Regions from separate parts of the Homo sapiens genome. Here region 2 is linked to region 1. The links are chromatin contacts, found by Hi-C or POLR2A ChIA-PET in ENCODE. All regions are on one chromosome and are shown on one strand. The core of a region is the stretch at or near the end of the contact, and the rest is flanking DNA. Distances in the headings are between cores, read along the strand shown. Region 1 overlaps SLFN12L (schlafen family member 12 like). Region 2 holds the start of SLFN11 (schlafen family member 11).

Region 1 (5,868 bases), core at 607-3,106:
GGTATCTATTGAAATGATCATGTGATGTTCCTTTTTTCATTAATGCAGTGAATAGGCCGATTGATTTTCACATCTAAATCACTCTTGGATACCGAGAGTAAACCTCTGTTGGTCTTAATATAATTTTGGGGGGTATATTGCTGCATTCATTTTACATATATATATGTACATATATATACGGACAGGGTTTCACTCTGTCGCTCAGGCTGGAGTGCAGTAGCCTGATCACGGCTCACTGCAGCCTCAACAGCCCAAGTTCAAGTGATCCTCCCACCATAGCCTCCTTAGTAGCTGGGACCACAAGTGCACTGCCACCACGCCCGGTTATTTTAAAAAATTATTTGTAGAGATGACGTCTCCTTATATTGCCAGGCTAGTCCTGAAGTCCTGGGGTCAAGCGACCTTCCTGTCTCCTCCGCTCAAAGTGCTGGGATAATAGGCGTGAGCCACTGCCACGGTATAGGAACGACGTCGTAATCTTTTTTGCTTACTTCTTGGATGCCTTCTTGGTGGTCTGGGAAAATCCCTGCACTACCATTTTGTAAGTCAGTGACTGAAGAAGAGTTTCCTCACTTCAGTGAAGCTGTTTCCTTAGAGCTGGCGTGAGAATCAGATGAAATGAAGAAAAGCACGGCTATGTACTTTTGTTTTGTTTTGTTTTTGAGGCAAAGTCTCGCTCTGTCGCCTAGGCTGGAGTGCAGTGGCGGGATCTGGGCTCACTGCAACTTCCGCCTCCCCGGTTCAAGAGACTCTATTGCCTCAGCCTCCCGAGTAGCTGGGATTACAGGCGCGTGCCACCACGCCCGGCTAATTTTTGTATTTTTAGTAGAGACGGGATTTCTTCATGTTGGCCAGGCTGGTCTCAAACTCCTGACCTCAGGTGATCCGCCCGCCTCTGCCTCCCAAAGTGCTGGGATTACAGTCCTGAGCCACCGCGCCCGGCCAGCTATATACTTTCAATGCATGTGCTCATTCAGTGTGAAGAAGTACTCTGCCTGTACCTTAAGATTCTAGATGGGACTTCCAACGGCAGGCCCTTAATTGAGTCCGGAGTGGGATGGAGCTAGGGAGAAAGGGCAATTCAGACTGGTGAACTCCTCAGTTAGTGAGTCATTTTGGCCTGTGTGCATTTCAAAAAGTATGGGTTCTCGCAACAGTTCTTAGACGTGTGGGCTGGAGAAACGTGTATTATCGTAATTACCATAACAAGGGCCCCACGAAAGCAACGTGACAGGAGGGCTGTATCCAGTTAGAGGAGCCACTGGACTGTTCGAAGCCAACTAATTGGCCTAGAAGGCCGCAAGATACTTCCTACACCGCAAGGGGTAGTTGTTCAACTCTGTCTCTCTGAGAGCAACCCGCTCCTCGCACCTCCCTCCTCCCCTGTGCATTAGTAGCTGCTCTCCCCCGGTTTCTGGCGTCAACTGCGCTTTCAAGCAAGGGGACAGCAGGGCTGCTCTGGGATACGAGTCAAGCTGGAATGTCACCCCTTTAGGGGTTTGGTCCTTCGTCAATTTTTTTTTGAGACGGAGTCTTGCTCTGTCGCCCAGGCTGGAGCGTAGTGGCACGATCTCGGCTCACTGCAAGCTGCGCCTCCGGGGTTCACGCCATTCTCCTGCCTCAGCCTCCCGAGTAGCTGGGACTACAGGCGCCCGCTACCATGCCCGGCTAATTTTTTTGTATTTTTAGTAGAGACGGGTTTTCACCATGTTAGCCAGGATGGTCTCTATCTCCTAAGCTGGTGATCCACCCTCCTCAGCCTCCCAAAGTGCTGGGATTACAGGCGTGAGTCACCGCGCCCGTCGTTGGATTCGCAGACACACCGTTTCCAAAGGCGCAGAGTCGATAACAGCGCGTGCGGTGCCACCACTTCCGGGGAGTCGAGTGCCCGATAGAAATGCAGCTGAGCGAGGGGCTAGCCGCACACGGACGCGGAGAGCAGGAAAGTGGAAAAGAACTCAGGTCCCCCTACTTGGTGAAGAGTGCGCAGACATGGACCTCGCCAGGTTCGTTCTCTTTTTCTTTAAATAACTTTTTTTTCGCCTTAGAAAATACAAATAGGTACAGACGAAACGAGAACTTCTCCGTGATCCCTCAGAGCTATTCACGTGGGCGTTTAACTTTCAGTTGCTTAAGGGCCCGCGCTGGCACAGCGCCTGCAAGGAATCCTGTTTCCAGGGAATTGCTGGCAGATAAATTCGTCCCGCTCCACTGCCAAACCTTCCAGCCTCCGTTTCTTATTCCGGGGGTCCGGGGGGGGTGGTCCGTGGGCTCCGGGACGAGGTGGGGCGCTGCCAGAGCAACCCCACCGATCTCGGGGAGACCCGAGGCTGCTTTCTCTCCCTTCTGGGAAAGTTGGCTCCTGTCTCTGTAGCAATGTCTGTCAAAACCGCAGGCTGTTGTAGACTTAGCAATGGAGGACTTGAAAGCTGTAGATGACAAAACTTCCGCCCGTGCGTGGGCTGGGGAGCGCCTTAAAAAGCCGCAGGGCGGCCGGGCGCGGTGGCTCAAGCCCGTGAGGTGTTGGTGCAGAGCTGGAGAAGTGGGGAGTGCTGTATGGACAGGCCAGACTTGGCAGGTGTCCATCGGATGGGGGTTGCCCACCCTCCTGGAGTCCTGAGCATTCAGGGAGTTGGGGAATGGGTTATTTAGGTGAAATGTGACCAGGCACTGACGAACTGCGCCCTAGATCCTGAAAGAAAAACCAAGCACCCTCTTGCGCTGCTGGTTTATCATCTAGAAGAGGGAAAGGGTGAAAGCAGTGCTGTTCCGAACTAAATGCAAAGTGGTATCCGAAGACGGCAAATCACGCTCTATGCTTTTTGCTCCCCAGGAGGTAGCTCTTCTGCCTCCTGTCCCACCCTTGTGGGTTGCAGTTCTTACTAACCTGTTGTTCTGGCATAACTCTAAGGAGATATGAATGCCACCCCCATTCCCATTAAAGATAGCCAACAACATAGCCTAAATCATGAGTTCAGGTCTGATAGAATTTCCCCTATAGTCAAAAGTATAAAGGATTTCAGTGGAAACATCTAACCTGTAAACCTAGACCCAAGGTTTAAGGGAGGCCAGTGAGTTTTAGGCCCTAGAGATTTGGTCGGCTCAGTCCTCAGCTCGTTTTTATTTATTTATTTATTTAATTTTAGCATTGTGTTCCAGATGTATGCCTGAAGCCTGAGGTTTTGAACCATGGAAAGTTTTACATGGCTGCAGGTGTTGGACTCGGGTGGCCAGGATCCCAGGCTAGTCCACAAGTGCTCGGTCCTCTATAAGGTGGCTCAACTGCAGCTCCCATGGGTTCCAAGTTTCCCAGTGGTATGCGTACCCTCCTTAAGCAATCTGAGGGTGAGATGTGATTTCTGTCACCTTCTGTGTATGGTGGGTGAGCCAAAAGGGTTCATCCAGGGCAAGGCCTGATACAGACAGTGCAGGAAGTTGGGCTGGGAGGAAAGGGGACAGGACTCCAGTTACAGAGGCTGCAAGAAGAATTGGAGAGCAGGGGCTAATCAAGGAGGTGAAAGAACTTTACGAGGAGAACTATGAAACACTGCTGAAAGAAATCATAGACGACACAAACAAATGCAAAAGCACTCCATGCTCATGTGTTGGAAGAATCAGTATCATTAAAATGTTCACACTCCCCAAAACAATCTACAGATTCAATGCTATTCCTATGAAATTACCAATGTCATTTTTCACAGAATTAGAAAAAATGATTTAAAATTTGTATGCAACCAAAAAAGAGCCTGAATAGCCAAGGCAATCCTAAACAAAAAGAACAAAACAGGATAGGGAGCCTTACACCACATTACTGCATTTCAAGCTATACTTCAAGGCTACAGTAACCAAAACATAGTACTGATACAAAAATAGACACGTAGACCAATGGAACAGAATAAAGACCCCTGAAATAAAGCTTCACACCTACAACCAACTCATCTTTGATAAAGTCCACCAAAATAACCAATGGAGAAAGGACACCCTATTCAATAAATAGCTAACCATATGCAGAAGAATGAAACTGGATCCCTGTCTCTCACCATATACAAAAATTAACTCAAAATTAAGACTGAAATGTAAGACCACGAACTATAAAAGTTCTAGAAGAAAATCTAGGATATACTCTTCTAGACATTGCCCTGGGCAAATAAATTATTATAAAGATCTCAAAAGCAAATGCCACAAAATCAAAGATAGACAAATGGGACTTAACTAAACAGCGTCTGCACAGCAAAAGTCTCAACAGAGTAAACAGACAACCTAGAGAATGGGAGAAAATGTTTGCAAGTCATGCATCCAACAAAAGACTAATATCCAGACTTTATAAAGAACTTAAATGAATCAAGAAAAAAACAAACAACTCCATTTAAAAAATGTGCAAAGGGCATGAACAGAAACTTCTCAAAAGAAAACATGCAAGCTGCTCACAAACATTTAAAAGGTCAACATCACTAATCATCAGAGAGCTGCAAAGCGAAATCACAATGAAATACCATCTCATCTAGTCAAAATGACTATACTAAAAAGTCAAAATATGTAGGAAAAAATTAATGAAAAATAAAGAGTTGGTTTTTTGAAAAGATCAAGATTGACAAACCTTTAGCTAGATTGATGAAAGAAAAAACTCAACTAAAATCAAAAAAGAAAGAAGAGACATTACTATTGATTTTATAGAAATCAAAAGGATTATAAGAGTGTACTGTAAAAAATTGTATGCCAACAAATCAAATAACCTAGATGAAATGGACAAATTCCTAGAAACACATCACCTACCAACACTGAGTCAGGAAAAAACAGAAAATCTGAATAGACCTATGTCTAGTAAGGAGATGGAATCAGTAATCTAAAACCCAACTAAGAAAGGCCATGGACCAGATGACTTCAGTAATAAATTCTACCCGAGTAAATTTTTTTTTTGTGAGCCTCTGTCAATATAAACAATTTGAATAAACCCAAATCAGCATTATCAGCACCATCCTGGCAATCCAATCTGACTTGATCCTGTGAAAGAAATCCTGCTCCAGATAGTGAGAGCAATGCACTTGCCAGGCTATTCTCCTGGAATAGGACCTAGCCATGAGGTCCTAGGACAACCCCACAGCCACAAGTCCCAGGGTTTCTTGGGTGAAGGGCCATTGAGTTTCCCAGATGGAAGGAACAGGGATGCTAGTAGTTCTGTCCAGTCTGGGGCACCCTGCCAGGATGACACTGCTGGTGCTGATTGGTACCTGGCACTGGAAATGGTTTAGATAATTTCAAGGAGGGCATTCCAGAACATGGAACGTGCTTTGAACCCCCTGAGGTTCAGTGTCTAAGGTAGGAACTGAACCAAAGCTTTTCCTTCTGGTGTCTTAAATGATTGGGAGTCCTCGCTTGATTTCCTGCAGTTTGAAAACAACTGCTCTGGCCACTTCACTGCTTTGTTTCTAAATATTTCCCTAGATCTATGGTGAAATTAGTGCCAAGTATAGGTACAAAGTTATGTGGGAGTAGCAGAGAGTGAAGGACAAATATGGGAGTTCTGGGATGGATGATAGAGAGTTTATCAGGTGACAAAGGTGGAGGAAAACATTAGAGTCTCAGAGCACACCTATGCAAAAGCACAGAGTCCCCAAATCACATGGGGAGTGGTGACTACTCTGGTGCACAAGGAGTTGTGTCATTTATTGAACATCTACTCTGGTCCCTGTAAATTGTTAAGTGTTATATGGAATAGACGGTTCTTTTTCCTCTGTATGTCACCACCATGATTTGCATATGAATTCTCTTGATGTAACCCCAATTGTCCAAATGATCTGGGGCCTCAATTTTATTATTGTTTACACATGATCAGAAATTTATAGAGACAAAGGTGGTATCTACAACCTT
Region 2 (6,325 bases), core at 852-3,351, 110 kb after region 1:
GTTTTTATTTTTATAAAATAAAAATATTTTAAAATTTTAAAATCTTATAAATAAAATCTTTAAAATATTATAAAATAAAAATATTTAAAATATTTTATTTTAAAATCTGATGTTCAAACGCCCGTTTCTTACAATAACTATTGAGCCTCAGTTAACCAGAAATTTGTGAACATCCATTTCCTGACTTTTTGCTTTAAATTTTTTCTCCACTGTTTCTAGCACAAAAGTTTGCCTGCTGTGTTGCAGAAATAAATTTATGTTGTCCTCTGCCATAAAGTGATATATTTAATATTTTTATTCTTTGTTTTTGAAAATTATATTGTAAGTTCCTAAAAACATTTTATTAAACAATTAGACATTTTGTTATTAAATAAATGTGATCTGTAATTTCTTTGTGCAGAATGATTTGAAGTATTGTATTTAGTTTACATGCATTGTGGGTTCATAATTAATATCCAATGAAAATACATTTTGTTATATTGTAAAAAAAGAATAATTTTAACAGTAAAAAAGAGATTTTTTATATTTATCTGCATATTTACTATCTTCTGTGCTCTTCATTCTTTTTTGTAGATCTGAGTTTCATTCAGGTATCATTTTCCTTCCAGCTAAAGAACTTCCTTTAATATTTTTTCATAAGAAAGATCGGCTGGTGACAAATTCCCTCAGATTTTCAGATTTCCTTTTTTTTTTTTTTTGTCTGAAGTCATTACTTTGCCTCCATTTAGGTAGGCCTTTTTTGTGGTTGTTATAGGATTCTAGGTTGACAATCTTTTAGCACGTTATAGATGCATGGTTCTGGATTTGGTACAGGTTTGCACAGACTCTCTGTAAACATGTTAAAGAAAAATGGAGAAGCTGCAACATGAGAATACGAAGATTTACTGAAATGAAAAGGTGGTCATTGAAAGAAAGTGGGTTATGAAACAGCATGAACATTATGACCTCATTTTAACAAACGTGCGTAACATACACATAAGTGTAATATGTATGTACATGTATCCATACACACATTGTATATGTATAATGAAATCCGTTTTATTTTCTTACTTTCGCTTTCACTGGAGCCTGTATTAATCAGTGCGGCATTAACCGCTGCTCCCACCCTCGGGCCACTCCGCATCAGTGAGAAGTGGGCCTCCGACAGAGCCGCCCGGGCCTAGGGTTCCGCAAGGCTGGCAGCACGGAGCCCGGCCAAGGGCGAGCGCTCCGCCAAGGATGGGGAGTTGGCCAAAGACAGGAGGATTACAAAATCCAAACACTCGGACAGAATCCTGGCGGGTGCTAAAGACTGCAGCGGGGCAGAAAAGCAGAACGCTGGCAGGTTTTTTTCATATCACTAGCAGCGTGACGGTTACCGGGGTTGACCAAGCACAGCGCACCGGCCGCCGTTAAATCCCACTCTGGCTCGGGGTCTGCGGAGCCTGCCTCAGCCGCAGGCTCCATAAACCCAGCCAGGAACCAAGCGCGGCCCAATCTGCACATCTGCCGCATTTTGGCAAGGGGTCCGGGGTCTGGAACAGAAGCGGAGGCCCAAATTCTTGCCTCGGTCTCCAAGACCCACTTTCTGGGGCGATGGAGAGAGAAGCCCAGCTTGGGATCTGGGCAAGTCGAGCGGGTTGGAAGGGGAAAGCTCTGGCGAGAGCTCAGCTGGACTCTCCGAGGGGTATCTGGAAGGTGGGACCGCAGGCACCGGGAGAGAAGAGGGTGCGAGGAAGGAAACGGCCACCCCGTTGGGAGCGCAGGAGCCGACAGCTGCTTGGGCCTGGGAAGTTCTTCTCTTTCTTCATAATCTTTATTCTTTGTTTTGCTGTAATCCAGATAGATGAATAGATAGATGATAGGGAGGGAGAGATGGATGGAGGGAGCGAGGAGACGGAGGAAGGGTGGGAAGAAGGGGGAGGAAAAAATCCCCAAATTCCCGGAAACTAAGAACTACGTGGCAACAGTCAGAAGGGTGGGAGCTTCTAGGCAATTTAACGCGGCAGAGTTCGCGGGCTTAGCAGACCCGCCCATTGGCTCTTGCATCTCCTGCGTGGGATGTGCGTGGGATGGCGCCAACCCGCTAGTATATAAGGACTCGACCTGGGCGCCTCCAGGGAAACGCTAAGGGGGCTTCGGAAGCGCTGGAGCTTGAGAGGTCAGAGAGGGTCCTTGCCCCCAGCCTGGGACTCCGGAGTTGCGTTTCTACCCGTGCTTCAGGGTCTAGCCCAGCCGAATCCGCGTCGGGCTGTAACTCGAGTGCCAGGTTCGAGAAGGGAGCAGCACCCTTCCCACCCCACCCCAGCCAGGGTGTGGGGTGTGGGGAGGGGCTGGAGGGGTGCGGAGGGGCTGGGGGTGGAGTGGAGTGGGGGTATCTGTGCTTTTCTCCCCTGTCCGGGGGCCCAGCTAGTTTGCTCAGCAGGTTCCCTAAAAAGCGGACTATGGAGGACTGGCGGGCGGGGCGGGGGTGGGTAATGGGGGTAGAAGGCATTAGGGGCGGGGCGGGCCTGACCTGTGCACCTGCTCCCGCTGGAAGTTGGAAGAGCCCCTGGCCAGCCAGCCGCGGTTTCTGCGGGGCGCGGAGCAGGAACCGAAGCCTAGAAGGCCACTGAGTGCACCTTGGTGGCTCCCAGGGCTGCAGATCTCAGGTTTCAGAGTTATTGGTATTTTAAACTTGAGAAACTAGTTCTACAGCTGTCTATGTGACCGACCAACCACTCTAAACTATTTTCCTTAATATAGAAACTAAAAGGCAGAATTAGAATTGCCATTGCCCTGCGGGGAGATTTATAATCTAGAGGGGGGAGAAATGAGAAAAATGTCTCCCTCTGGACAAGATCTGTAGAATACACGTGCTACCCCAGAAGGACAAAGAGCTCTAAGTTTTAGTTTTCCAAGAGGGCACATCTGTCGCAGCCCATTTCCCTTTCTTTTCTTTTTTTTTAAATTAATTTTTAATTTCTGTGGGTACATAGTAGATGTATATGTTTATGGGTTACATGAGATATTTTAAGACAGGCATGTAATGTTTAATAATCACATCACGGTAAATGGGGGTATCCATCGCCTCAAGCATTTATCCTTTGTGTTACCAACAATCCAATTATGCTCATTAGTTTTTATTTTATTTTATTTTATTTTTGTAGGTACATAGTGGATGTGTATATTTATGGGGTACATGAGATGTTTTGATACAGACATGCAATGTGAAATAAGCACACCATGGAGAATGGGGTATTCATCCCCTCAAGCATTTACCCTTTGAGTTGCAAACAATCCAGTTACATTCTTTAAGTTATTTAAAAACGTACAATTGTTATCATTGACTATAATAACTGTTGTGTTATCAAATAGTAGGTCTTATTCATTCTAATTTTTTTGTACCCATTAACTCTCCCCACCTCACCCCTTCCCTCCTACCACCCTTCCTCAGGTAGTCATCCTTCTGCTCTTAGAATACAATTGTTTTGATTTTTAGATGCCACAAATAAGTGAGAACATGTGATGTTTGTCTTTCTCTGCCTGGCTTATTTCATTTAACGTAATGATTTCAAGTTCCATTCGTGTTGTTGCAAGTGATTGGATCTCATTCTTTTCTATGGCTGAATAGTACTCCATTGTGTATATGCACATCATTTTCTTTATCCATTCATCTGCTGATGGACGCTTAGAGTGCTTCCAAATCTTAGCTATTTTAAACAGTGCTGCAGGAAACATAGGAGTGCAGATGTCTCTTGGATATACTGATTTCCTTTCTTTTGGGTCAATACTTAGGAGTAGAATTGCTGAATTGTGTGGTAGCTTTATTTTTAGTTTTCTGAGGAACTTCCAAACTGTTCTCCATAATAGTTGTACTAATTTACATTCCCACCAACACTGTTTGAGGGTTCCCTTTTCTTCACATCCTTGCCAGCGTTTGTTATTGCCCGTCTTTTGGATAAAAGCCATTTTAACTTGGATGAGATGGTATCTCATTGTAGTTTGGATTTGCATTTTTCTGATGATCAGTGATGTTGAGCACCTTTTCACATGCCTATTTGCCATTTGTCTTCTTTTGAGAAATGACTATTCAAATCTTTTGCCCATTTTTCAATAGGATTATTAGATTTTTTTCCCTATAGAGTTGTTGGAGCTCCTGATATGTTCTGGTTATTACTCCCTTGTTGGATGGTTAATTTGCAAATATTTCCTCCCATTTTGTGGGTTGTCTTTTCACTTTGTTGATTGCGTTCTTTGCTGTGCAGAAGCTTTTTAACTTGATGTGATCCCATTTGTCCATTTTTGCTTTAGTTGCCTGTGCTTGTGGGGTATTGCTCAATGAATTTTTGCTCAGATCAATGTCCTGGAGATCTTACCCAATGTTTACTTGTAGTAGTTTCACAGTGTGAAGTCTTAGATTTGAGTCTTTAACCCATTTTCGTTTGATTTTTATATGTGACAAGAGTTAGGAGTCTAGTTTCATTGTTCTGCGGATAGATATCCAGTTTTCCCAGTGCCATTTATTGAAGAGAATGTCTTTTCCCTAGTGTATGTTCTTGGCATCTTTGTGAAAAATGAGTTCACTTTAGGTGTGTGTATTTGTGTCTGGGTTCTCTATTCTGTTCCATTGGTCTATGTGTCTGTTTTTAATGTCAGTATCATGCTATTTTGGTTCCTGTAGCTCTGTAGTATAATTTGAGGTCAGGTAATGTGATTCCTCCAGTTTTGTTCTTTTTGCTTCCGATAACTTTGGCTATTATAGGTCTTTTGTGGTTCTATATAAATTTTAGGATTGTTTTTTCTATTTCTGTGAAGAATGTCATTGATATTTTAATAGAGATTGCAGTGAATCTGTAGATTGCTTTGGGAAGTATGGATATTTTAACAATATTGATTCTTCCAATCCATGAACATGGGTATATTTCCCCTTTCCATATTTTGGCTCTTCAATTTCTTTCATCATGATTTTATAGTTTTTATTGTAGAGATCTTTCATTTATTTGGTTAATTCCTAGGTATTTAATTTTATTTGTGGCTATTGTAAGTGGGATTACTTTATATCTTTTTCAGATTGTTCACTATTGGTATATAGAGATGCTACTGATTTTTGTATGTTTATTTTGTATCCTGCAACTTTACTGAATTTGTTTATCAGTTCTAATAGTTATCTGGTATAGTCTTTAGGTTTTTTTCAAATGTAAGATCATATCACCTGCAAACAAGGACAATTTGACTTCTTCCTTTCCAATTTAGATGCCCTTTATTTCTTTCTCTTGTCTAATTGCTCTAGCTAGGATTTCTATGTTGAATAACAATGGTGAAAGTGAGGATCCTTATAGTGTTCCAGATCTTAGAGGAAAGGCTTTCAGTGTTTCCCTACTCAGTATGCTACTAGCTGTAGGTCTGTCATACATGGATTTTATTATGTTGTGGTATGTTCCTTCTATACCCAGTTTTTTGAGGAGTTTTCCATGAAGGGATAATGAGTTTTATTAAGTGCTTTCTCAGCATCAGTTGAAATGATCATATGGCATTTGTCCTTCATTCTGTTGATATGATGTATCACATTGACTGATTTGCATACGTTGAACCATCCTTGCATCCCTGAAATAAATAGCACTTAGTCATGATAAATGATCTTTTTAATGTATTGTTGAATTAAGTTTGCTAGTATTTTGCTGAGATACTGGTCCATAATTTTTTTTCTTTGATGTGTCTTTGGTTTTGGTATCAGTAATACTGGCCTTATAGAATGAGTTTGTAAGTATTCCCTCCTTCTCTAATTTTTGAATAGTTTGGGTAAGATTGATATTAGTTCTTCTTTAACTGTTTGGTAGAATTCAGTGGTGAAGCCATCGGGTCCCAGACTTTTCTTTGCTGGAGACTTTTTATTATGGCTTTGTTCTCATTACTTCTTATTGGTTTGTGCGGGTTTTGGGTTTCTTCATGGTTCAATCTTGGTAGGTTGTATGTGTCTAAGAATTTATTTCCTCTAGATTTTCCAATTTATTGGCATACAGTTGCTCATAGTAGCCACTAATGATCCTTTGAATTTCTGCAGTATCAGTTGTATTGTCTCCTTTTTCATCTCTGATTTCATTTATTTGGGTATTCTCCTTTTTTTCTCAGGTAGCCTGGTAAAGGTTTGTCAATTTTGTTTATCTTTTCAAACAATCAACAGGTGGTGAAGCCAGCCAAGCTGTGTTCTTTTCTTCAGAGTGGCAAGTTCCCCCAGGCCCTAGGTGGGTTCACAGATGCTATCCAGGAGCCAGGGACTGGAGTAAGAAAACCTTAGAAGTCTACCTGGTGTTCCATTCTACTGGGACTGAGCTGGCCCTCAAATCATGAGACACAGTCCTTCCCA

Evidence for each region. Hi-C counts contacts between places; a loop is a spot of excess contacts on that map. ChIA-PET counts read pairs that join two places held with the same protein, here RNA polymerase II (POLR2A). Pooled maps may share reads with other maps.
Region 2: a map of natural killer cell shows a loop between it and region 1 (7-fold over the local background). The contact joins the promoter of SLFN11 here to the enhancer-like site in region 1. A Hi-C loop is called at or near these places in 10 of 168 maps with a recorded cell type or tissue (CD4-positive, alpha-beta T cell, CD4-positive, alpha-beta memory T cell, CD8-positive, alpha-beta T cell and 4 more), 12 of 37 single-sample maps with no recorded cell type and 18 of 50 pooled maps. POLR2A ChIA-PET finds 5 or more read pairs at or near these places in 21 of 52 experiments (AG04450, B cell, CD4-positive, alpha-beta T cell and 14 more).

The regions. Positions count from the first base shown.
Region 1 is chr17:35,483,864-35,489,731 of GRCh38, reverse strand. The region is part of intron 2 of SLFN12L (schlafen family member 12 like); the gene reads left to right. Among named protein-coding and RNA genes, the nearest start is that of SLFN13, 38 kb to the right of the region's middle. RefSeq lists an enhancer at 2,277-2,556. Within about 2 kb of position 1,856, at least 21 of the 41 ENCODE cell types and tissues checked have a DNase peak (open chromatin) inside an H3K27ac peak, as active enhancers do; they include CD4-positive, alpha-beta T cell, CD8-positive, alpha-beta T cell, heart left ventricle and 2 more, where a contact is called at or near this core.
Region 2 is chr17:35,369,397-35,375,721 of GRCh38, reverse strand. It overlaps SLFN11 (schlafen family member 11), which reads left to right and starts at 2,101. Exons shown (of 7, transcript NM_001376007.1): 1 at 2,101-2,248. It overlaps LOC105371933 (a long non-coding RNA gene), which reads right to left and starts at 2,625. Exons shown (of 2, transcript NR_171638.1): 1 at 2,495-2,625; 2 at 867-1,810. It also overlaps the pseudogene UFM1P2. RefSeq lists enhancers at 1,174-1,273, 1,944-1,993, 2,084-2,133.